3 separate regions of the Mus musculus genome follow, and regions 1 and 2 are each linked to region 3. A link is a loop called in an ENCODE intact Hi-C map of the cell type or tissue named here. Cell type or tissue: heart. All regions are shown on one strand. Region 1 holds the start of Pde10a (phosphodiesterase 10A). Region 2 overlaps Pde10a (phosphodiesterase 10A). Region 3 overlaps Pde10a (phosphodiesterase 10A).

Region 1 (8,000 bases), 140 kb after region 3:
CGTGTGCATCAATTGCCAAAAGAGAAAACATACTTATGTAGTAAAGGGGAAAAAATGAACTGTCTAGGAGGCAGAAGACCCCGGAGCAAGCCCAGTCATAGGCCTTAGGGTTATTCCAACAACCCAAGAGTCTATGGGCCCCACCTTCTCCCATTACCTCCAAACCAGGGTCAATCCATGGAGTCCCTTTTGGAAAGTATGGTCTCTGCCGACCACAATCTAAGGGAAAGAGTACAAGCTCGTACGAAGATGCTCCATGTGCAGCACCCATAAATCACATATACAGGGATGGGGGAAGTACACACCTGGGGGAAGCCTCGGGCTCGGAGGACAGCTGGGAGCATGGAGTCCACACCCTTCAAGGCAATTGAGTCAACAAGCAAGTCTAAGCAGAGATTTGCTGAATACTGCCTGCAGGTGTGTGAGTGGCCACTGGGTCATGTGGCTACTGTGGACTGGCCCAGGGCCAGGGAAGCAGGATTGCGGGAGTCAACCCAGCCAGAAGGGAACATGGTCACCCACCTGGTGGCTAGACTCTAAGGGGCTCCTGGGTACACACCTAGAGCAGTCCTGAGGAGGGTCTCAACCCTGACACCCCATGTCCCTGCGCGGAGGTCCACTCCCGTTAAGGAGTGAGTGGTACTTAGGAGCAGTAGCAAGAAAGCTCATTTACAACCTGGCAGCTTCTGCCTGGAGAAAGCTAGGCAAAAAGCGCGGCTTACCAGCGAGAAAGCAGACAAAGGCTCGGTGCGCACGCGGTGGACTGTGGCACCAAATCCACGCTCAGGGTGGAGCAGATGCCCGAGTCTCACAATTTCCCACGGATGTGCCCTCTCAGAGCACAGACTCTCCCACCAGGTCCCGCCTGGTCCCTTTCCCGCCCCGGTGTTCTGGTCCTCACCCTGCTCACCCTCCATCCACAACAGCAGCGACTCCCTCCTCTGCGCGTCTGGAGCTTCTTTCCTAAACATCGTCTGCCTGCCTGCCTGCCTCCTTCCTTCCTTCCTTCCAGTGAAGCTGCTTTTGACTTCTTTGCTCAATCTTGTCCCCCTCCCCCTATGACACGCCCTCTGTTGCCCCTGCCCCAGAAGGCTTGCAGACCTGCACCCGGGAGGGGCAGGTCAGAAAGGTCATGCTACAGTTGTCCCGCGGGTCCGAAGGAACCAGAGGTGCCTTTTTCTTCTATGCTAACGCCCCATTGTTCCTTGGCTTTCTTCACCCACCCTTGCACCAGCTCCCCAGAATCTGCGTGAGGTGGGCTGGGGGGCGGGGGGAAAGTGCTGCGTCCTTTTCATGAGGGTGGGTGCACCCAGCTCCATACCACTGGTCCGCGCGCCAGAACACAGTCACTGCAGGCTCGGGCACAGCCCTCCTTCACATTTGGAATCCTGGGCTTCCTGAGCCTTGCCTATCCCCATGGCTGCGTCAGGAATCCAGCGGTTTAGATCCCCAGGACCCCCCCAGTGGAAGGAAGCATATATACTCCAGTCAAGTGATCACAGGCTAGAGAGAAATGTAGAGTAATCGGTGACAAACTTGATGGTCTAAATCATGAGTCGGGTCAATGTGGCCAGGGACAGCTCTAGGAAGCAGGTTAGTTTCTAAACGTCCGGCTCCAACACCCTCCGGGTCACGCTTCCTCTGTGCGCACGCCGGGCTGGGGAAAGCCGGGTGTCCCTACGCTGATGGGCGGTCCCGAACGTCCCTGAGGTGCCACCAGCTTCCTGAGACCCACTGGCCAATATTGGTCTGGTACACACACACACCTTGCAGACTACCCACTACCGTAGCAGCTCCCTCCCCACCCCACGATCTGAACCCCCGATTTGTCCCCACCAAGCCAGAAAACCACCCCGGCCACGGGGAACGTGGGGCCGGGCCACTTACTGGGGCTGAGGAAACACTCGGTCAGCCTTCGGAAGCAACTCGCATTGTTAGAGGGTCCATCTTCCATGTCGGAGCCGAAGGGCAGCGGCCAAACGGTGGCAAGGGGGAAGGCGGCGCCTCGGGGCCGCCAAAGAGTTCGGCCACCGGCGGCAGAGCCGGGGCCGAGGCCAGGGCAGCCCCCGCCGGCGCCCGGAAAATCCGAGGAGTCCGCGCGGCGTGCACCCGGGTGTAGGGGAAGCCGCGGCGGCGGAGATGGCCGGGGCCCGGCGCGGGCAGGGAGCAGCAAGCCTTGAATCGCAGGCGAGAGGAAGAGCCGCCGCCGCCCGCCGCTGCCACCGCTGCTGCCACCGCTGCTGCGGTGACTACTGCCTGGGGGGACGCTCAAGGGAGCTGCCTCTTGTCCTCCTCCTCCGCCGCCGCCGCCAGCATCGCCGCCGCCGCCTCCTCCTCCTCCAGCCGCCGCTGCGCCCTCCCTTCTCGGGAGACGCGCGGGGAGGTGGAAGGCAGATGAGGAGGGGACAAGAGGGGGAGGGGGGAGGGGGGGCGGCGGCCAGAAGTACCAGGAAGATGAAAAGGAGGAGGAGGGGACAGGGGAGGAGAAGGCAAGCGCCCAGGGAGCACGGGCCGCCACCCAACCACAGCCTCCGGCACGGAGAGCGGAGAGGGCGCTGGGGCCCCCAGTGGGGCTGGCGTGGCCTGCGGGAGACAGGGACCGGGACAGGGGCGGGGGCGCCGCTAGCTCCTCCCGGCTGCAGCCAAGCAGCTCCCGGGCCAGGCTCAGGCCCACTGTACTCCGCCCGCTGGCCGCGCCGCACCGGGGTTCCAGAGGGACTTGGACACGGCCGGGCTCGTCCCCAGACTCCCGCAGTGGGGCCTGGGGGTGGGGAGCGAGCCGCTCCTCCGGGCTAGCCATGGCCCTCCTCCCCAGCTTGCAAGGGGGGCAGGCGGGAGGGCGCGGCGGCCCGGACTCTGCGGGCTCCGCCCCCGCAGCACCGGCCCTCCCCGCGACGCTGCCCAGGCTCTGGTCCGGTCCGCCTCTCGGGTCTAGGGTGCCTCTCCGGCCCGGGGGTTCACATCGTGTTCCCTTTGGGATTCAATAGGACCGCGGGCGGGGGGACGAGTCCCGATCGCTGCGCCGGGGTGCGGGCTGGTACGCACGATCCGCGTCCTTCCCGGCCTGGCGAGGCTGCCGGGACGCTGCCTGCGGGCGTGGCGTGGTGTGTGCAAGCTCCGGCCGGCGCCTGAGCCGCGGCGGCTGCTCCAGAGCAGCGGAGAAAAGCGCCGCAGTGCTGCTGCCCGTGGAGGCGGCGGTGGTGGCGGCGGCAGAAGACGCCCACTGGCGGAGCAGGCGCTCCCCGAACCGCCACCGCCCGCGCCCACGTTGCGCGTCCACTGGAACTCAGGTCCCAGCACCCTGGCACTCTGCGTGTGGTGTGTGCCCCTGGCCCGCTAGTCTCCCTGGAGGTGGCACATCTGGATCTGGCGTTCCAGATGCTAAACCCACAGCCTAGCCTCTGTTCCAGCTGTGTGCAAACCACATCCGCCTGTGGGCGGGTGACCTGAACCAGGGAATCCTCTCTCCAGCCCCGCAGTATCAACAGAGAAGGCTTTTGGTCAGAGCTCCTGGAGGGGGGGATTCAAATTTGGACATTTAGCAAGTTTAAAATCAAGGCAGAGTTCCCATTAGAATGTCTCAAAAGGCGGTTCTTTCCGGGACTGCCTTGCCAATACCCACTTTAAAGCGAACTTTAGGTATGTCAGCCCACTTTGTCCTGGTGGGTCTGGAAGATAGAAGGAGCAAACTAGGGTTCGCACACAAAATGTAAAGAGTTCATTGCTTTAAAACCCAGAGACCATCTGTCACCAGTGGCTTACTTGGGCCCCCTATTCCTTCAACAGCCTGGAGACCGCTGCTGTAGAAAAAGTCTGGCGCAATGGGCGCTGAGAACAGGAACTTTGAGAGTTGGGGGAAGCTGACTAGCCAAGGAGCGCAGGTGCAGGTGTTGGCGATCCTGCCCTTGCCGACTCCCCTCAACCACCTCTGCACACCCGTTTTGAGTGTCCTGATTGCCTCTTGGTAGAACAGTCAGCGTCCTAAAGACCAACAGCTCAGCACCTAAGCTTATGCTGCCGTGCAGCGGCTTGGCTGATCCAGGGCTGGGACTCTGAGTATGAGACCTGCAGGGATGGCAGGAACAGTTTCTCCTCGTCGCAGTTTTCTTTTTTATTCGGATGATTTTCATGTTTTGATTTGCAGTGAATTCCACATTCTTCTGCAATACACTCTTTTCCCGGACTCCTGTCTCCTGATTCCAAACCCCTAAGAGTGGAAAAGGAACAGTCACGGTTGCACCGGATTGACCAGGTGGCATTCTGAGGACCTGATACTTCAGGCGTCCTCTTTAAAGTTCCCGACATTTTGGCAATTCTGAGAAGGACAGTCTCAGAGTGTAGCATAATAGCAGGAGCCAGCCAGTCCACCTCACCATGAGATCCCTGCGCTTGCAGAACAAAGAACCAGATCAATGATTCTTACCTTGGGGGCCAAGAGTGCCTTTCCATCCCCCAACCCCTGGCCCTAGTGAAGAAGAAAATATAGACAGGAGTAGCACCACCAGGCTCCATCTGCAGCCTAGGACTTGCATCTTCTACAGCCCCGCAGACTGCCCTTGCTCACTTGGCTGAGAGCAAGTTCCCTGTTCGCGAGACGGGAACGTGTTTAGGCAAAGGGATTTCTCCTTCAAGAGTTAATCGTTCATTCTTTACAAAAGTTTCTCCTTGCCACTTAAGGCTTATCAGTTGTAGGTTTTTGAGGCATTGAAACGATTTCCAGGCGCTCGAAAACTTACTTCTAGATGGATATAAGCTGCCTTGAAGCCGCAGGAGCCGGGAAAGCTTTACACATTTGCTCTGTTAGTCTTTGTTAGATCGAACTGCAAAATCTCTCTCTCTCTCTCTTTCTCGTTAACCCTTTTCCAGAGTCGACCTTCTTCCTATTTTACATCATTTTTCTCCCATTGCTTGCTGGAAACAAATCTGTATCCTGGACAAATAACAAAGTCACAAAGTGTAACGAAGGAAAGGGAACACTAGGAAGAGGAACAAAAAAGCAATTACATTTTGATTGTCCCCCTACCTCCCTTAACACTGGCATCCTCCGCTGTTCATTTAAGTCTTCTAGGCACTTGGCTACTTATATTTGGAACACACATCTAAAGATTCCAGTCTTGGATGGCTTGTTTCCCTTGCCTCTTTGCATTTCTCTGCTGATCACACCAGGAAGCAGAGAAGACTGGGTTGCTGGACCTTGTCACTTCAAACTCCTTGTGAATAAACACATTCCTGAGCCTGCAGGAGTGGTAGCATTCTTAAACTTGACCAGGTAGTTACTGTTGGGATGGCATCCGATTGTAGCTCAAGCGGAGGGCAACTGTGGCTGCCTGATAGGGGTCCTGCCAAAGGTAATCGGGTATAGGAGCTGTCTCAACGATCTTGGTTAAAATGATTCTCCTCACCTCAGGTGAACAGTCAACACAACTTGCTGGAGTTGAAAACTAAAAGAATAAACTAAAAGACAGCAGTTAGAGGTTAGCACCAGCAGACACGGAGTTATGCGGACTGCACTGGCACCCTTGTGGAGCACCCACATATAGACAAAGGCTAAACACTGAGCCCTCCCCCTGGCTCCCACGGAGTGCTGCACCCATGTAAATTTCAGATTGGCTTTTAGTGTTTTATGCCTAAAAATTCACCCATACAGCGGGTAGTAACTGCCTGCTTATTACCTAACTTGTATCATATGCTCTTAAATATTATGGTTCAAGAGAGAGCCCAAGAAACGTGGAAATAATGATTTTCTTTGAAAGCATATAACTTTTATTTGGCTAATAATCAACATGATTAACATTTGATAAACTTTTTGGTAGACCTACAGGTCTGTGTTTTTTTTTTTAAATGAATTCCTGTAGTTTTATATATTTTCCAGAAAGGGGTGGGGTGGGGTGGGAGACCTGTTTTTCTCTTTTAAAGTGCTAATATCCTAACTTTACTAACACATGAAAACCAAGGTTAATTCAATGTTAAACTGACCTTTTTAAACACACAAGGTTTATATATTTTCTTAAAGCCCCTTTCTCTTTGCCTTGATTTTAACCTTTAGAACTTACAACATGGAGCCAGGCTTTCCTAAGCTGGTAGCTATTGTTGCCAACTCAAACTCAGAGGATTGAACTGCTGGTTATCAGTAAGGTTATTTCCACAGACCTTCTGTGTTCCAAAAAGATAACCCACCCACCACCTCGTGTGGTCAGTGTGGGGTTTATCTTCCCCACACTTCCCCAGGACCTCCTAAGCCCACGCACCTCCTTTCAGGGCTGCATGTAACTCTGAGTTACCAGGAAGTTTCCTTCAATGTCTCTCACCCTCAGTCCACCACAGCTTACTTTCTAGACTCCTGGAATTTGTTTCTTGCTAGCATATCTCAAGAAAGTTACTGCCTGTGTGATTCATAATGACAATTCCATTTTAAACAGTCTGACACTGGGGGAATTGCTATTCCATAACATTTATAAAAAAGACAGACAGACAGACAGATACTCCTTTACGTTTCACCTGCTAAAAGATCACAAATGTCTATTATTGGTGATGTTAAAAAACTTTGCCTAGGGTGAGAGTTGTATTTTTATAGTGCTGTCATAGACAAGCCTAAGAGGGAAAAAAATGGGATATTATAATTCTAGTAAGAAAAATACTATTGAAATCAATTCTAGGTTGTGGAAATCTTAAAAAGAAGGGGGAGGGGAGGGGGAGGGGAGGGGGAAGGGAGGGGGAGGGGAGGGGGAGGGGAGGGGGAGGGGGAGGAGCTGATTTTCACTTACTGTATAAATACCCACCTCACCAACCAAATTACTTTATACACTTAAACATTCTATATTAGAGAAGTTTTAATTTTGTTATTTTATGTGATAAAACAAATAGCCAGTATAGCTTGCATTATCCTTTCCTTAGTGAACACCAGAATACTGCTTAGTTATTTTTGTTTTGATTTGTTACAATATGAATACTTGACAAAAATCTCAAGAATTCATGCCTTCTGAGGAAAGGGAGATATATAATGTGTGTGTGTGTGTTTTCTTGACAGAAATAAGGTCTAAGCAGAAACCTTTATTAGTCAAAACCATAATTCCCCCCCCCCCATGACAAAAAGCTTTGCAAAATTGCTGTGAGTATTGAGTCCCAAGAGTATTGGTGTTAGTAAGTACTACTGAAGTTGTATAGTAATGACTATTTGGTTCTTGGGATAACCATGTTAACTGTTAACAACACTCCAATATGACCCTGATGTACAACCACAAAGAGCCACATTTCAAAGCTTTGCCTTTAAGCAGTACCAGATCCCTGTAGAACCCCATGCATTTATAGGATATGAACTGTTTCTTAGTGCTCAAGGCCACATAGAACTTGGAACACAGCCAGGAGCTCTGTTTAAATTACCAACAGTGTCACCAAACTTTTGCAAATAAGATACAATGATTTCATTGAAAAGCAAAGAGAACATTGTGTCTCAAAATTTCAGTAATAAATGGTAAAATAAACCTCCCAGAGATCTGAAGGCCAGTTTCCCACAGCACAGTAGGAAGCCCGCATGGGAGACGTCAAGGATTCACTGCACATCCTGTATGGTCCACCCTGAACCCTGGGTGCCAATGAGTATTCAGGTACTAGAGAGAGAGTGTGTCCAGGATGCCTCTGAATTCATGACTGAGGGCTTCCTGCAAGATGTCATGTGATATGTGTTCTCTTTATTTGCTGCTTGGGAATCTTCTTGCCAATATTCTTACTTTTATTTGATTTTAAAAGCAACATTTGCTTATTTATTATTTATTTATTTATTTATTTATTTATTTATTTATTTATTTATTTATTTATTTATTTATTGCACATCACAGGTGCATGGGTGCACTGAGGGTAGGATCTGTATGCCATGCAAATGTGTATAGAGGTCAGGAAACAACTTCCTGGGTCTCAGGAATGGAACCAGGTCACTATGGTGACATATACCTTTAGTGGCTGAGCCAACCTTTTGGCTCATATTATCACTTTTAATTGTCAAA
Region 2 (8,000 bases), 81 kb after region 3:
GCTGCAGGATTCCTAGGGCTACCTGAGTGACTCCAGGCTAGTGTCTGAGAGAGAAAGGACATGCCCATGGCAAAGGGGCAGGTGGAATTAGTTACATAGACTGCCACTGAAATAGGAGGGACTTAGTATATACAAACTGCTCCGTGCCTTATTAGTTCCACAAACAGCATTAACACACTGCTGAAATGCCCAGTGGAGTGTTAGACTGAACAAAGTTAGGTCTGTCTTGTGTCACTGAGTCTGCAGAGTGCCATATTTAATGGCCCCTCCTCTGCACAGAACCACAACATGTTAGGGTGATGTCAGATGACCTCAGGAAGCCGACTGTGAATCTATCAACAGGTGTCCTGAGCATTCACGGTGTCTCTCTAAATGTCCTCTGTGAACCAGCCAGTTTCCTACTCGCCTGACTGGCATGGGGGAACTAAGGTACAAGGCACTGATAGAAAACTACATGAGGTCATGCTCACATCGCCCAGGAAAGGGCAATTAATTTTTGGCCTTTTGAAATACAAGCTTCAGACTACAGAGGTTGTGTGAGGTTAAACAGCTCATAAAGGTCTCTGCAAAGGGAATGCGTTGCTGAAACAGTATGAGTTCAGAGATGTCCCTGATGCCCATCAGACTGCACTGAGCTCCGGGAGCTACAGCCAAGATTTATTGATGGAAGACAAGATTTATCACAAAATCTGTAACTTGGATTCTTGTTGTCACACACACACACCTCTAAACTGCTGACTAACGTATTTTTAACCACCGTGGGCTTTTAATTTATGACTTAGAATATGCAGGATTAGGTTTTATTATGCCTCGAATTTGATCTGTTTCCTCTGATCTTGGAAGCTCAGCAGAGGCAGGCATGGTTTGTATTGCGATGGGAGCGAGCACAGACCTTTATAACTTTCTTATCCACTAGAAGTGTATCCTCTATACATAAGTGTAAGTGGAATACTGTTCTTAAAGTGGACATGTGCTTAACTCCGGGTCTTTAGCTTTTAAACATCTTTTCTTATATCTGACAGAGGGAAATGTCCTCTCTAGTACTTTCTATTAGAGAAACTATTTCTCCGGAAATGAAGTCAGTTCTGGCTCCATTGTCTACAGCCACATTCCAAACATGAGTACAGCAAGCTGTAGTTAATCATACATGGCTACGTTTTGTCATCTGTTAGTGTAGGAAAAGGCTGTGTGTGTGTGTGTGTGTGTGTGTGATCTTTCATGAATAGAAATCAAGTCTCCAACTTTTCGACTAAAACCATAGCTTTTCTCAATTTTTGTCTTCAGGAAATTGAGGCCATATGCTCATGTTCTCAGCCACTGTTCCATGTAAGATATAAAAATCACACAGGCTCTTAAATATCCCCCAATATTCACTTCGGCAACTCAGCAATTCAACAGCTCAACAGTACAAACAAATAGACTTCAATGAACACTTTTTCCCAACATGATACCTCCTGAGAGCCTGGCACAGCACGGAAGAGAAAGTACCGAGTGCAGACGGCAGCATCTGATGCTCAAAGCGTAACAGCTGCCTCCCAGGCTCTGACGTTTACCTGAGCGCGTATGATGCTCTCTGAAAAGCCCTTCTCCAGATGAACTGGCATTGTTCTGAGTCCGCAGTGGGCCAGGCTGCAGCGAGCAGAAAAGCAGTCTCCTGCAGCATGAGAGCTGTACAGCTCACAGCAATGAGTTCTGCATAAATCTAAGGACATTCTACTTAAAGAGGTGTCCACTTCTCTAAGAGGACACCTCTCCAGGTACACGTGGGGTTATCAAGCCACCTTCTAGAAATTAAGTGGTTATATTTAATATACTTCGGCAGAAGGTAAACGCCGTTTCCCTGTCACAAGGAAAACATTACTTGATTAGCTCATGAAATGCACCAGTCTGAGAGCCTCATGTGTCATAGAGGAGACATGGTGTGGGAGCAGAGCTAGAAGCTGGGAGCGCTCGCTCTGCCTGCCGCTTGCTAACAGAACATTTCCATGAATGTCCCGCCTACGCCACAGTCTCTTCGACTGCTCAAGGAGATCATCTGTGGAGGCTCCAGCGTGGTCCAAAAGCAAAGGGATTACTCAGCAAAGGCTTCAAGCAGACATTCATGAAAATGCAGCTCTTCAAGTACTTGGAAAAAAAAAAAAAAAAAAGAAAGTCCTACTGTCCAGCCAATCCTCTGGGGATCGCGTTCCTTCCCGTGACTGCAACACTAACAGACTCAAACAGGTTGCCAATCTGACCACGCATGCCAGCGCACTTGGGCACTTCTCTCCAAACTGTTGAAGCCCAAACAATACAGACTTCTTCAAATATGAATGCACAGCTGTACCACCTGAATATGTCTATACAGAAGCTCACTCTGCTTCCCAGACAATGTGAAATGACAATGAATTTCTCATCAGTCCGGCCTTGGATGCTCGCTGTGCTTGTGTGGGACCTCACATGCACAGCCAGCACGTGCTAGGACAACAGCACATGCTAGGACAATATTAGATATTCCTTTGCCCACTCACTCCTTTATGGTTCTACCATTTTAGGTTAAAAGGGTGCTGGTTGGGGCTGGAGAAGTAGCTCACTGGTTAAGAGCACTGCTAGCTCTTCCAGAGGACCCAAGTTCTAGTCCCAGCACTCACATGGAGGCTCACAACTGCCCACAACTCCAGTTCCCTGTGCCCTCTTCCATCCCCCATGGGCAGTAGGCAAACATGTGGTATACTGGACTGCTTGCAGACAAAACACTCATGCATATAAAAATATTTTTAATTTTTAACTGTGTGGCTATACTTTTGAGAAGGTTTTTATTAATTCAAAGGTGGATGGCAAAAGTAAGGAAACTGAGGTCATATGGATTGCTCCATGGTGGGGAATCTGTCTAGCCTGTGCAAAACCTGGGGCTAAGTACCCAGCACCATAGACAGAAAAATGGAAAGATGAGGGGGAAGGTGGTGGTAAGGAAGGGGAGGAAGGGACATTTTCTGGATGTCTCAACTTCAGAACCTCTGCAATGTGGTATGAACTGTATGTTAACTAGAAAACAAAGGGAAGGGAGGGAGCCTGTGAAACAAGGCTGATCATGAGCACCAAAAGAAAAACACCGGTATGGTTAAAGCACGGGCTCCAAGTGTACGTTTAAAGAGCCCACTGAGTAGCACATGCTTGGAAATGTATAGGCCTATTCTATCTTGTTTTGGTTTTCACTCCAAACTACAGACTATAAAGAACAATAGATTATTTTGACTATGCTTGAAGAATTTGGGTTTTCAGTTCTATACAATGGAGCTTAAAGTGCGATCTTTAATTACTGGGGAATGTATTTAAGGTGTTCACAGAGTCTAGAAGGGGTTCAGATAAAGAATGCAGAGGCAAGGGGTACTTATGTACAGGGACATTCTACTGGCTAACAGAATCCGCTCATTTATTTGTCCCCCCCCCCCAAATATCCTATAAAAATTACTGCCTCCATTATATGGAGGAGAAAGCTGAAGGGGAAAGAAATTCAACCCCAAGCATCTGCTTTCCGACCTCAGGGTAGCCACAGGGAGAGATGCTCAATGAATCAAACTGAACCATGGTACACAGTCAAAGCAAACAGGAGGGACGCAGCCTTTGGCTTTTCCCTCGGCATCCTCTGCGTGAACATGTGTGCCCATTGCAAGAACACAACTTCCTTTTCCTCTATCTTAATACGTACATCTGAGGCCATTGCAGCTGTGAGGGTGACACGGGCTTTTTATAACTATTTCCCCTCAAAATATTCAAATCAAAATAAACCAGAAAATGAGACTGAGTTGCTTTCCCAGATATGTTTCTCCACCTTACTCCTCTGGGCCACAAAGGTGAATAAGCACAAGGGCATTCTGAAGTGGGAGAGGAGGAGTAGAGGGTGGCCTGGAGCACTTGAAGTCACAGGACCATATCTAATTCTTCGTACAACACTAGTCGGGTGGCAGACACTCACACCTAGCCTTCCTGTACCTAAGCCCTGGTGACCAGCACAGAGGGCTTTTTTTCTGCAGCCCCAAATCCAGCCGAACAGATGCCCAACCTTTCCCTCCACAGAGTTTTCAAAGTGTCTTTGTTTCCCCTTCAAGGAAGAACCTCAAATGTGGAGGCTGCAGTTTTGTACTGGAAACAAAGTGGGCGTGGCGGTGGGCGTGGCGGTGGGCGTGGCGGTGGGTGACGGTGCAGAAATTGTCTGTGGCTGGCTTTTCTCTGTGCAACCAGCCCTGCTGTAAACCTCTGACCCAGCTGTTCTCTGACATCTAAAGCCCAGGTTTCCCAATAACAAGCAACACAGCTGTACAGAACGGTCGCCAGAGACTTGAACTGCCGCTAGCGTTACTCATCCGGCCCTGCCCTGCCCTGCAGTGTTGGCCAAAAGGCGGTGTCAAGTTCACCTCACCCTTGGGACTCACAAAATGAACAGCTCAAACAACTCATCACAGGACATCTAAAATAAACAGCTTTAAGTAGCTGGTGATATACCATAGCCTGATTCACATTCAGAATGTTATCTGCCCCACCCCCACCCCTGCCCCAGCCTTGTCTTTAATGGGTTTTATGCTGTTTATAAAAAGAAACTAAAATCTACAAAACTGACGCCCCCCCCCCCCAAACACACACCATCTCAATTTAATGTCTAATTTATCTTCATTCTGAAGAGATAAAATATCCATCTGGAAGTACAAAGAGACAAGACGGTTTTGCCACACACAAAACCATTGCCTGTGACATAATTGAAAATGCCCTCGGAAGGCTAGCGATCTCAAAGTGAAGCCTCTAACATGAGAAGGAGCACAAACTTGGGAGGCTGCTACAAACTTAAGCAGGAGCCATGGATACAACTCAGGCAAAGAGTGAATGGTAAACCCACAGAGTGTCACGTGTTGTGAAATACAGTATTCTCAGGGTCTCCGAATATCAGTCCATGGATTCCTCCTCACAGAAAAGAAAAGAAAAGAAAAGAAAAGAAAAGAAAAGAAAAGAAAAGAAAAGAAAAGAAAAGAAAAGAAAAGAAAAGAAGAATACCTTTACCTTTACCATGGAGGCATATGGCAAACACCGTCTCAACCTAGAGCAAATTTAGCATCACCCAAAATAGAAATGACATTATGTGATAGCGCGGCAATCTTCAGAGCTGAGCCACATTCTCCCGCATGACTTGAAAGAGATGAGCACTGACGGGGTGGCGGAGGTGAGCCTGCCGTGGGAAGATGATCAGGACCCTGGAGTTGTTGCTTGTTATTCGCTATTCAGAGATGCTGAACGGCTGCCTCAAAGACTGGCCTCAGGAGATGAGCAAAGCTAGCACCCGGTTCTAAAGCCAGCATAACCCGGTGACCCCAGCCACCACTGGGCTGCCCCTTAAACTCTGATTACCTCCTTAAAGGCTGAGCACTGTGTCTTGCCCCTTGGTTCTACAATTTGCTATCTCATGCTATAGCCCTGGCGTGAGTGAGTAGTGAGTGGTAGCCAAGCTTCTGCCTTGAATCTGCTCTGCCACAGCCCTTACTCTGCTACCTTTAAACTCATCCTAATACAAATTCTCGTGACTGCAATGGAGCCAGAGTATAATCTGAATGGCCTCAATCCCAGATCCCAATAGCGTCTTTGCTTTCCTTTGAAGGCTCATACATAGCTCAGCACTTACTAGAGTCTACATTTCCCTCAGCCTCCTGATCCTTCCAAACTCTACTAGAATGGCCCACCAAGTTCTGCTCAGTCTACAAAAGCATCTCTGTCCCATAGCTCCAAAGTCTTTCACCTCCCTCTCAAAAGTCAGTTCCAAAGAACATGTTCACCTCTACTTGCTGGCACCCACGTTCTCTATTAGTGACTGTTCTCATTGTAGCATCAAAATACCAGACAAAAGTGACTTAAGAAGCGAAGGGCTTCTTTCCCTGATAGTGACACTGTGTACCACAAAGGGAAGACCTGGCAGAGGATCCCATTGCATCCAGAGCCAGGAAGAATCGATCAAGGGACGCTTTTGCTCAGCTTGCTTTCTCCTTTCTCTTCAGTTTTGAACCCCAGTCTGTAGAAAGGTACTACCCACAGTTAGGGTGTGTTTTTCCCACCTCACTTAACATAAGTTAGATACCTCCTCAGTATGACCAGAGATTTCCTTCTATTCTAAATTCCATCAAGCTGATGATCAAGATGAACAGACAGATGGCTAAAGATCAATTATATAGATGGCTTTCCACATCCTTAACAGAGATACGCCTGTAGAATAAATCTAAAAGCCTGTTACCATTGTATTATTCTTGTAGTCATTTCGATGAACAAAATCAATCACAGGAAATGTTTCCTCATGCTCTGCTATGACATCAGATGGAAGCCAGGGCTCATTGTAATCAACTTTTAACACCCAGACCTATATCATAGGATACCCGAAGGCCTGCTCAATGACTCTAATTAACATGTCTGTCTTAATCAGATTAGTCTGCTAGGACGAAAGCCTTCATAGCTGGGTAGTTCGATAGTCAAATGAAATGGCTGTTGACAGTTCTGGAAGCTTAGAAATCCAAGCTCAATCCAAGTACCATCACACCTGTTCCTGGCAGAATGCTATTCCTGCATCCTTGCCTGGTAGAAGAGGATGGCAGCCTCTCTGGGGCCTCTTTCCAGGGTATCAGTTCCACTCCTGAGAGAGGCATCTTCATGACCTTCACCTCCCAAAGAGCCCACATTTTTGTGCCAGGGACTTGGGAGATTGTTGTTCCACACGTGGGTTTGAAAGAGCTCACATGTGTTTATATCACAGTACTGTCCCAAGTTCTACACCTGATTTCCCTCCAAAGCCTCGTCTTGGGGTTGTATGAGCCTCCATAGGCATGTTTTTCTAAAGGCATGCCCATCAGGAAGTCTGGTTTACTATGCCTTTAAATGTATCTACACCCCCCCTCCCCAATCTCAGTGGCCCATGGCTTCTGCTAGAATCCAAGTCACCACCTGTCCTTGCCGGTCGCCAGCCTCCAACTTGTCTACTTCCTGTTCTTACCCTTCTACTCCTGTTCAGTGGATGGTACAATCTTAGTAAGTGATGAAGCCACTTCTCAAGACCCTCGCATGACTCCCTGTCTTGACAGAGTGAAAACAGAGTCCCTAGAGTCACCTCTCGCCAGTATGACTTTTCCTGGAGCCTCTGAATATTACAGCCATGCTCACTGGTACAAGTTTGTGCTCTCTGCTTCTCCCTCCATAGGACCTGCCTCCTCAACCTCCTGCCTGCCTCACCTGAACTGAATCTCAGCTCAGACTTCACCATTCTATTTGAGCCTTTTGAAATAATTAAAATTATAACTATATTCTATATCCTTACCATGAGTCTAGTATATCATCTGTATATCTTACTGATTATTTCTATATTTCCCTCTTTCCCTAACAAATATCAAGGAAGTGAGACTATATATATGTGTGTGTGTGTGTATATACATATATATGTATATATATATATATAATGTACATATATTATATACATGCATATATATGCTCACTGCTTTGTTCCCATTCCTAAAAAACACGCTTATCAGAAAATCAGCACCAAAAAATAATCTTCTGCTCAAACAAAAACATAACATACTGCACATGTATGCTCATGCACGCACACACACACACATACATGCACACACACACACATACATGCACACACACACATACATGCACACACATACATGCACACACACATACATGCACACACATACATGCACACACACATACGTGCACGCACACACACATACATGCGCACGCACACACATACATGCACACACACACATACATGCACACATACATACATGCACACACACACACACAGGTGCTATAACAGGCCATGAATTAGGAAAGCATATCCCATGATGACATTTTTCTTAACAGCTAGTTCCTTCTAATACAGAGTTCTACAAAGCATAAATCCATTCTTAAATGCTGAGTTAGTCACAAAGTTACCTCAATTCTTAAATTACATACATGAGTGTAAATCAAATTCAACAATGGCTGTACTT
Region 3 (8,000 bases):
ATGCCTGAGAACTGGGCACTGCAGGGAACCCTTCAGATGAGACGGTCAGTCCTGCATCAGTGCCAATGTGAGTTACCAAGAGGTGCCACACCATCTAATTTACGTGGATAGAAACTTCTTTTTTCTGTTTAACCAGGTGTTGAAATAAGGGCTCCATTTCCCAGGGAGCACCATGGGTGTAATTTTTCTGAATAAGAAGGTTAAACTCTAAGCCAATTCATTTATTGATCTGTATCTTCATTTAATGCTTTTATAATTAATCAGGAGACAACTTGAATGGCAAGACCAAAATGATGTATATCATCTCTCTTAATTAAGTCCTCAGACCGCCAGGGTCAAAGTGCCTTACCCCAAGGATATCCTCTACCAACAACGTCTTCCTAGACTTGGCCACGTAGGCAGAGATGGTGGTACCCTGGGTGATGGGCCCTGCAGGGATGAGCCGGGGTTGGCCTTCCTTCATCCCGGGTGGTATGAACACACACAGGCTCTAGGAAGAAGAAGAAACAACCTTTTTTAGATGGCCTCCTCTGTCTTGCCTAATATCAGTAAGACTCTAGGGCATTACCTAACTAGATCCTGTGAGGTCTGGGAGCCAATCACAAGACAAGACATGGGGTGGTGCAAGGGTCTTCACAGGGGGCAGCCTGGAGCCTAACATGAAAAGTCTCATATTCCGGCTTCACACAGGAGGCAGGTTTGGGATCAGAATTCACAGTCATACAGGCACGAGCACACACACACACTCTCTGTCAAGTTAGCCTTCTCTGAGTGAGACTCGCCATGGAGAAAGGATGGCATCTAGACTCATGCTACCGGAATCTAGACTCTGCCACACCAACCAACCAATGCCAAGCCTGGGGCCATGTCACCCCCTTTCCAGGGTTCTCAGAATACTGCTCGAAGACCCTTGTCAATGATGATGCTTGAGCTGGAACTTCACATTTGGGGGTGCTACAAATTAAGAATGCTCTGTCTTCACTGCAAAGTCATCTCTAGTCTTCATGATTTCATAAAGTGACTCTGGGCTAAGCAAGGTTTTGGTTTTGCTTTGTTTTATTTCGTTGTTGTTGTTGTTGTTGCTTTATCCATTCTCAAAAGTTTTAGGAGCAATCATTTTGATAAAATCTACCCATACTTCAAACTTCTTTCACTTAATAAAAATATTTAAATTACTCTCTAATTAGCAAAGTTATATCATGATTATCCACAAATCTGGACGTATTCAACAGAACCCATCCTACTTTCACATTAAAGATAAAGCAGCCATATCAGCTGACCCATGCAACCAACTACTTCAATGTTAGCTCTGCGCCCACTGAGGTAGCTGAACGGTATTGGCTTATCTGCCTCTATGAGCTTTCCAACCATCCACCATCAGAGGATTCACTTTCTACTCACAGGACAAGGAATCCTATAGGCTGGAACTTCTAAGTTAAGACAACAGGAAGGGAGTGGGAAGGGAAGGACGGAGGGAGGGACAGAGGGAAGGACGGAGGGAGGGAAGCTCCATTCAGGACTTGAATACAGTGCAAGTAGAAGAAAAATTCAAATAGATCTGTTAAAAGGGTGAAGCCTGGTGTCTTACATACAAGAGCACACTTAGAGACAAAAACAGGTTAGGTGATGAATGATGGCTGATCTTTTTTTTTTTTTTTTTAAGAGGCTAGAATCGGGTACCACCTTAAAAACTATTAGCAGTGTTAGCTGCATGTAGTCCTGCATCTTCTCAGTTCTGGCCCGGTCAGCCCTTTAACCAGCTCTGAGTCCCTGCTCCCTGCAGAAGCAGCTTCTCTGACAAAGGATGAAATCTCTGAACTGTGAGCCTAAGCATCATTTGCAGGAGGCTGCTTTCTGGGTACCTTACATCCGTCTAGCAAAACAGCCGCAGCCGCAGCCGCAGCCGCAGCCACAGCCACAGCCACAGCCATAGTCACAGCAGCAGCAGCAGCAGCAGCTCCTCACTGATGCCTAAGACCCAGCAGGTGGGTCAGGTCCCAGCCACCCTGGAGCAAGCCTCCAGAACAGTTCCAACTTGATTTAACCTGTATCTTAGGTGTCCTAACACTTAGGGCTGGTGGGAAGCCAGCCACAGTAGCAAAGGGCTTCCTTGTTTGGGGGCCTCTGGTTCTTCCCAAGCCAAGAATTCCCAGGGAGGTAGCTCACTCCTGAGGTGCTACTGTGCTTAAACTTAGTATAATTTTACTATCCACTGAGACTTATTGGTGAATTGGTCTTGAAAGAGGAAGGCTACCATCAGCTCTAGAAGTTGTCCTCGAGTCAGTTATCACACTCTCTTTAGACAGAGGAGGAAGGAAGGATGGGAGAAGAGGAGGAAGAGCTGGTTGTAAGAAAAATAAAAAGACTGCAATGTATTCAGCAGGTTAAAAGAAAAACAGAGCAGACAGTAACTTTTCACACTGTGGGGACTCAGTCATGAGACTGAGTTCCGGGCACCTGTCCTTTCCCCCATCAAAGACAGGACACTAAGGGAGAGACTTGGGTTTAACTAAGTGATTAGATGAAGACTGTGCTGTGAGCGATAACAGAAAGAACGTTCTAGGCTAGCAAGCTCCCAAATGAAGCTTTGCATTTTCTACTTTGTTTTAGGTTGTAAGTTGCTCACTCTGAAGGTATACAATGGACAGATTTTGAGACTTAGCAACATACTCAGTTGTCAAAGTCCGGAACTCACAGATCTTGCACATTCCTGTGCTACCAGGCAGTCACCTGCAGAGGGTGACTAAGAAAGATGCAAAAGACTCCAGCAAGCAGGGTTCACGGAAAGCCATTCCATAGAGCATCCATAGAGGATCCATAGAGCATTCCATAGAGCATCCATAGAGGATCCATAGAGCATTCCATAGAGCATCCATAGAGGATGCTTGCTGAGAAAACTACAGAAATGGTCAAGTATTTGGTACATTTTGGAAACTCCCTGGGGATGATTATGAAAGAGTAATTCTTTATAATGGAGAGTATACTGGATTTACTAACAAGTTTGTGATTTCACGTGCTCGTGAGACAGAAATGTCCCTGATAAGAACCGCCATTAAAATCTCGGAAACGCTGTGATGTGTATGAGAAAGTCAAGGGCCCAAGGCTGTTTTTGTGCTGACTTCTTTCCTTTGAGTGAGTGGCCCCCTGCCTTTTTATTTTCTTAACTTTTCTTGAATTTATTTATTTATTTATCCTGCATGTGACTGTTGAGGAATATACCACGGTTGAATGTGGAGGGCACTGGACAAGGCATGGGAAAGAAATCTCCTTCCACCTTTACTTGGGATTTGGACATGGAATTCAGGTTAACTGGCTTGGCAGCAAAAGTCCTTACCTGCTGAGCCGCCTCGCTGGCTCCTTTCAACCCAGCACGTGTCACCTGTTCAAAAGCCCCATTTTTTTCTGATTACATGTTAATCAGACATGGAATGACCTGTTTGGGGACAGTACAATCTTTACGACCTTTTAAAGTTGAGTGGAAGTATAGGAACCTGTTACTACAAATAGAATAAGTCGACAAAGGACTTCCATGATCAGGACTGCACCCGACGCTCGGCCACCACTGGAGAATCTTCACTGAATTGTATACCCATAGAAATGGACCAGGGGAAAGGCCGGTAGGTAAACCTGCATTTTTAATCGTGACAGAGCAAAGGAAATCTCCTCTTAGTTCTTGGTGTTTAGAAATAGTAATTCCGTTTGTGAAACATTCCAAGCACTTTGCCTTGATGAGTATGCTTTACCGTATTAATAAACAATAGGAGGGACTAAGTACTGAAGAAATTAGCAGAGGAAATGGAAGTTTTGTTTCCAAGATTGATTTAACTTTTGAGCTAAGGTTGTGACTGGGTTACTTGCACTATTAAGATAGTAAAATGCTGTCCTCAGATTTTCATCAATGAATAGCACCAGACAGTATTGTATATACTTACATATATTTATTTCTAATTTCCTATAACATTGAGAATGGGCTTCTCTAAGATTAATTCCTACTCTAAATTTATATAAATCTAAACAACATTTATTAGCATAAGAATGCTTCAGAAGTTAGAAATCTAAACACAAGGAAAGGCCCAATACCCTAGACCTCACCCTTCTTCCCCTCCAGGGCGATTTGACTGACTGCCACCTGAATGGGGACAATGCCAGGGACCACCATGGATGAGCAGAAGAGCTAGCCCCCCAGTTAAAGAGATATCCCCAACTGGGCCACATTTGTGTGATAAAAGCATACATAGACATACATATAGATAATTTAAACTAGACCAGATCGGTAATAATAAGCTGAATTCAAGGACGAAATAAAACCATGAAAACTACATATATAAACACACACACACACACACACACACACACACACACATATATATATATATATATATATATACATACATACATATATATACACATATAGTAAATAGCATATAGTATACACTATATGGCATATATGTATGTGTGTGTATTTGGAGAAAAATAGTAGAAATATAATATAGTAGATTGATATAATTAATTTAATAAGTATAAACTAACACAATTTATAAAATATAATATCATTTAAATGAGAAAGAGAAACCTGACCTCTGATATCAACACTCTGTTTCAGTGGCAAACGCACACCACAGACATTTTCTCAGACACACATTCCAAAGATCATGTCATTCATGACACTTGCTTTTAACGTTGTTTTGTTGTTGTTGTTTTTGCTCTCGGGTGACTCAATTTTAAAACAGTTTTTAAATGGGTGTATGTTGAGGTGTGGGAACACCAAAGGATTAAAATACCCAGGTTTTGTGTTATTCTTTTGTGCCACTAGATGGCAGTGCTAGGAAGCAAATTCATGCGGAGGCCAAGTTTCAGAAATTTGTAACAGGGAAGGCAAAGCGAGGCACTTTTCAATACTGCTTAGAATTTTTTCTACAGTTCAGTAAAAAACATCACAACAATAGTAAACTGCCAGTGCTATATATATATATCAACACTTTCAGGTTGCAGCTTTATTTACAAACAGAAACACTGAGTTTCCCAGCCTTTCCATTTCCCCCCAATTTGTACCCAGGTAATATCATTCTTTTAACTGTATTCTCCACTGGTTTAGAGTACAATTTAATTGATAATAATAACCAGGAGAAGGAGGTGGTGGAGGCAGGGGCAGAGGAGGAGGAGGAGAAAGAGGAGGAGGAGAAAGAGGAAGAGGAAGAGGAGGAGATGGAGGAGAAGGAGGAGGAGAGGAGGAGGAGGAGGAGAGGAGGAGGAGGAGGAGAGGAGGAGGAGGAGGAGGAGGAGGAGGAGGAGAGGAGGAGGAGCAGGAGGAGGAGGAGGAGAAGGAGGAGGAGGAGGAGGAGGAGGAGAGGAGGAGGGGCAGGAGCAGGAGGAGGAGGAGGAGGAGGAGGAGGAGGAGGAGGAGGAGAGGAGGAGGAGGAGGAGGAGGAGGAGAGGAGGAGGAGGAGGAGGAGCAGGAGCAGGAGAAGGAGGAGGAGCAGGAGCAGGAGCAGGAGAAGGAGGAGGAGGAGGAGGAGAAGGAGGAGGAGGAGGAGAGGAGGAGGAGGAGAAGGAGGAGGAGGAGGAGGAGAAGGAGGAGGAGGAGAGGAGGAGGAGGAAGAGGAGAGGAGGAGGAGAGGAGGAGGAGGAGGAGGGAGCATCATCATCGTCATCTCATTGTCGTCGTCGTCATCGTCATCGTCATCATCATCATCAAGTAACTAGAGGCAAAAAACTATCTTCTTGCCAGAGAACTGCCCTTGGGTGGGAGGATCTGGGCTGCTCTTTGTACAGAAGGCTGTGTTATGTCACTCGCCTCATTAAGCTGCCTCTGTTGTCAACTGAAAGTGCCACTGTGGGGAGAGGGGCAGACGGCTCCCTCTTACAAAGTACACTGTGTAGAATAGCAGCTTCACTCTCGCTGTAGACTACTCACTCCTTCCAAATAAAAGTCCTTTCCCTAGCACACCGCTTTTTCCTGGAGTGACACGGGCTTCCCAACTCTGACGCCTGCCCTCTGCTCTCTTCCCTGAGAACACTGCTTCTGTTTGGTCTCTTGCCTTACCAGATCCAGCAGGTGTTTTGAGATTGTTTCTCACTGTAACAGTTGACTCTGCTGCCCCAGTGGCTTAGTGTGGTTACACAATACAAGTCCCTCTTAGTGTAGCACTCTCATCCCCACTGGCTAGCTTTCATAGTAATAGAGAATGCTATGCATTCTACCAGGAGAGGAAAATAATCAAGTCTTACCTAAGCCTAAATCCTGGGAACTACACTGACAATAGCCCTGGTAAAGCATGCTCACTGGTGAGATGGCACATAAATGGGAGTTAGCCAACCACTTTCTGATTGTATCTGACACACATTCCACAAGAAGAACTCATGCCTGTTTTTGTTTTGTTTTGTTTTGTTTTGTTTTGTTTTGTTTTTTGGTTTTTTGAGACAGGGTTTCTCTGTGTAGCCCTGGCTATCCTGGAACTCACTCTGTAGACCAGGCTGGCCTCGAAGTCAGAAATCCGCCTGCCTGTGCCTCCCAAGTGCTGGGATTAAAGGTGTGGGCCACCACTGCTCAGCTTATACCTGCTATTGTTACTCTGCCAAAAACAAAACAAAACAACATCAACAACAACAAAAAAGAAACCCTAAAAGTGGTCAGGTCTTAGGCCCTAGGGGAAACCTAATGCTACCATTCTGCTAAATAAGACATAGTGCTTATCTTTAAACCTCAAGATTGGTATATCTATCAACCCTCACCAAACAAGTTTCTTTTTATAGTGGGGAACAATTGAAACAGAGGCCCATAACTTGCTGATATGCTGAGAATAATAGACTCTCTGCTCTAAATGAGACAGCTATATCATATACCTTACCTCGGAGGAGACTTAGGGACCACTGGGGAAGCAGGGGATGGGGAGGCAGAAAGACTGTCAAAGCTGCAGGGAAAGGACATTGACAGCCCAACATTGTTTGCTGGTTGATGCACACACAAAGAAATTGTAACTATGACTGTGTGCACAAGATCTGCAGCAAGAGATCATCAGCAAAAATCCAAGTGTGCCTCGGGGAGGGGCTCATGAGATCCCGTCCACCTGTCGAGGAGCCACAGCAGCTGATGGCTGTTGGGAGATGGATGGTCTACCCAGCTCCAGGAGATTGTCATATGCACACAGTAAGCAGAGCCAGTAGGTAAAAAGTACACAAAGTTGGGAAGGGATGGTATGGAGAAGGCGGAAGGAAGAAATGGAGGGTAAGACAGGGAATGCATTATACACATACATGAAATTATTTGCATGTATGAGGTCATATGCGTGCATGAAATTATATGAGTGTATGAAAGTCTTAAACAAAGGTGTCACTTTTGATCAAAACCCAACAAAACGCTCTCGTCAAGTGCAGTGGCTCCACCTCTCATGAATAGGATGTGTGAGCCCAGGAGATCGTCACAGCATCATGTCCTCACAGAAAGCAATTTCCACTGCAGTGTGGCCCTCTGCCTTTCAGAAACATCAGCCTCAGTTCTAAGAGGGACCCGACAGAGGAATTACACTCTTAGGAAAGTTTTAATCATTTGTAGAAGCTCGAGACATGTATTGTATAGTTTCGTGGGTTTTTTTTTTCACTTAGCATAGTTGTATCTACATGAATGTGTGTGTGTTCGTGTGTGTGTGTGTGTGTGTGTGTGTGTGTGTGTGCGTGCGTGCACATACATGTGCATGTGTGCCTGTAGATCAGGAAGGCATCAGATCCCCTGGGGCTGGAGTTACAGGTGTGTGTGAGCCACCCAGTGTGGGTGCTGGGAATTGAACCAGGGTCTTCTAGGAGGACAGGAATGGATCTTATCAAAGGACGCCATCTCTCTAGCTCTTATTATTATTCTTTTTTTGTGATGCATCACTGGGCTGAGAATAACAGAAAGAGTCTCCCCACCCCAGAAACCTAAAAGTTAATAAGAACTTCTGAGAGGTAAAAAAAAAAACAAAAACCCTCACAGCTGCCTTTTTCTTGGGTGCTAATAAGGCTGC

The links. Hi-C counts contacts between places; a loop is a spot of excess contacts. Peaks named below come from ENCODE experiments on the same cell type or tissue, not always from the same donor. Only the 100,000 strongest peaks of a DNase experiment are listed, where the experiment ranks them.
Region 1: it touches region 3 in a loop (7-fold over the local background); 18 of 42 quality-filtered maps call a loop at or near these places.
Region 2: it touches region 3 in a loop (2.2-fold over the local background); 2 of 42 quality-filtered maps call a loop at or near these places.

What each region holds. Positions count from the first base shown.
Region 1 is chr17:8,796,033-8,804,032 of GRCm38, reverse strand. It overlaps Pde10a (phosphodiesterase 10A), which reads right to left and starts at 2,288. Exons shown (of 22, transcript NM_011866.2): 1 at 1,888-2,288. The coding sequence starts at 1,954. In heart, a CTCF peak has its summit at 3,202; DNase peaks (open chromatin) are centred at 504, 1,752, 2,722 and 3,352; H3K4me3 peaks cover 3,734 bases; H3K27ac peaks cover 2,338 bases; H3K27me3 peaks cover 6,349 bases.
Region 2 is chr17:8,852,836-8,860,835 of GRCm38, reverse strand. All of the region lies in intron 1 of Pde10a (phosphodiesterase 10A), which reads right to left. Among named protein-coding and RNA genes, the nearest start is that of Gm34321, 36 kb to the right of the region's middle. In heart, no CTCF peak of the experiment used is centred here; a DNase peak (open chromatin) is centred at 4,295; H3K4me3 peaks cover 701 bases; H3K27me3 peaks cover 785 bases.
Region 3 is chr17:8,933,631-8,941,630 of GRCm38, reverse strand. It overlaps Pde10a (phosphodiesterase 10A), which reads right to left. Exons shown (of 22, transcript NM_011866.2): 6 at 350-490. Among named protein-coding and RNA genes, the nearest start is that of 1700010I14Rik, 51 kb to the left of the region's middle. In heart, a CTCF peak has its summit at 4,803 (motif pointing right); a DNase peak (open chromatin) is centred at 5,810; H3K27me3 peaks cover 4,349 bases.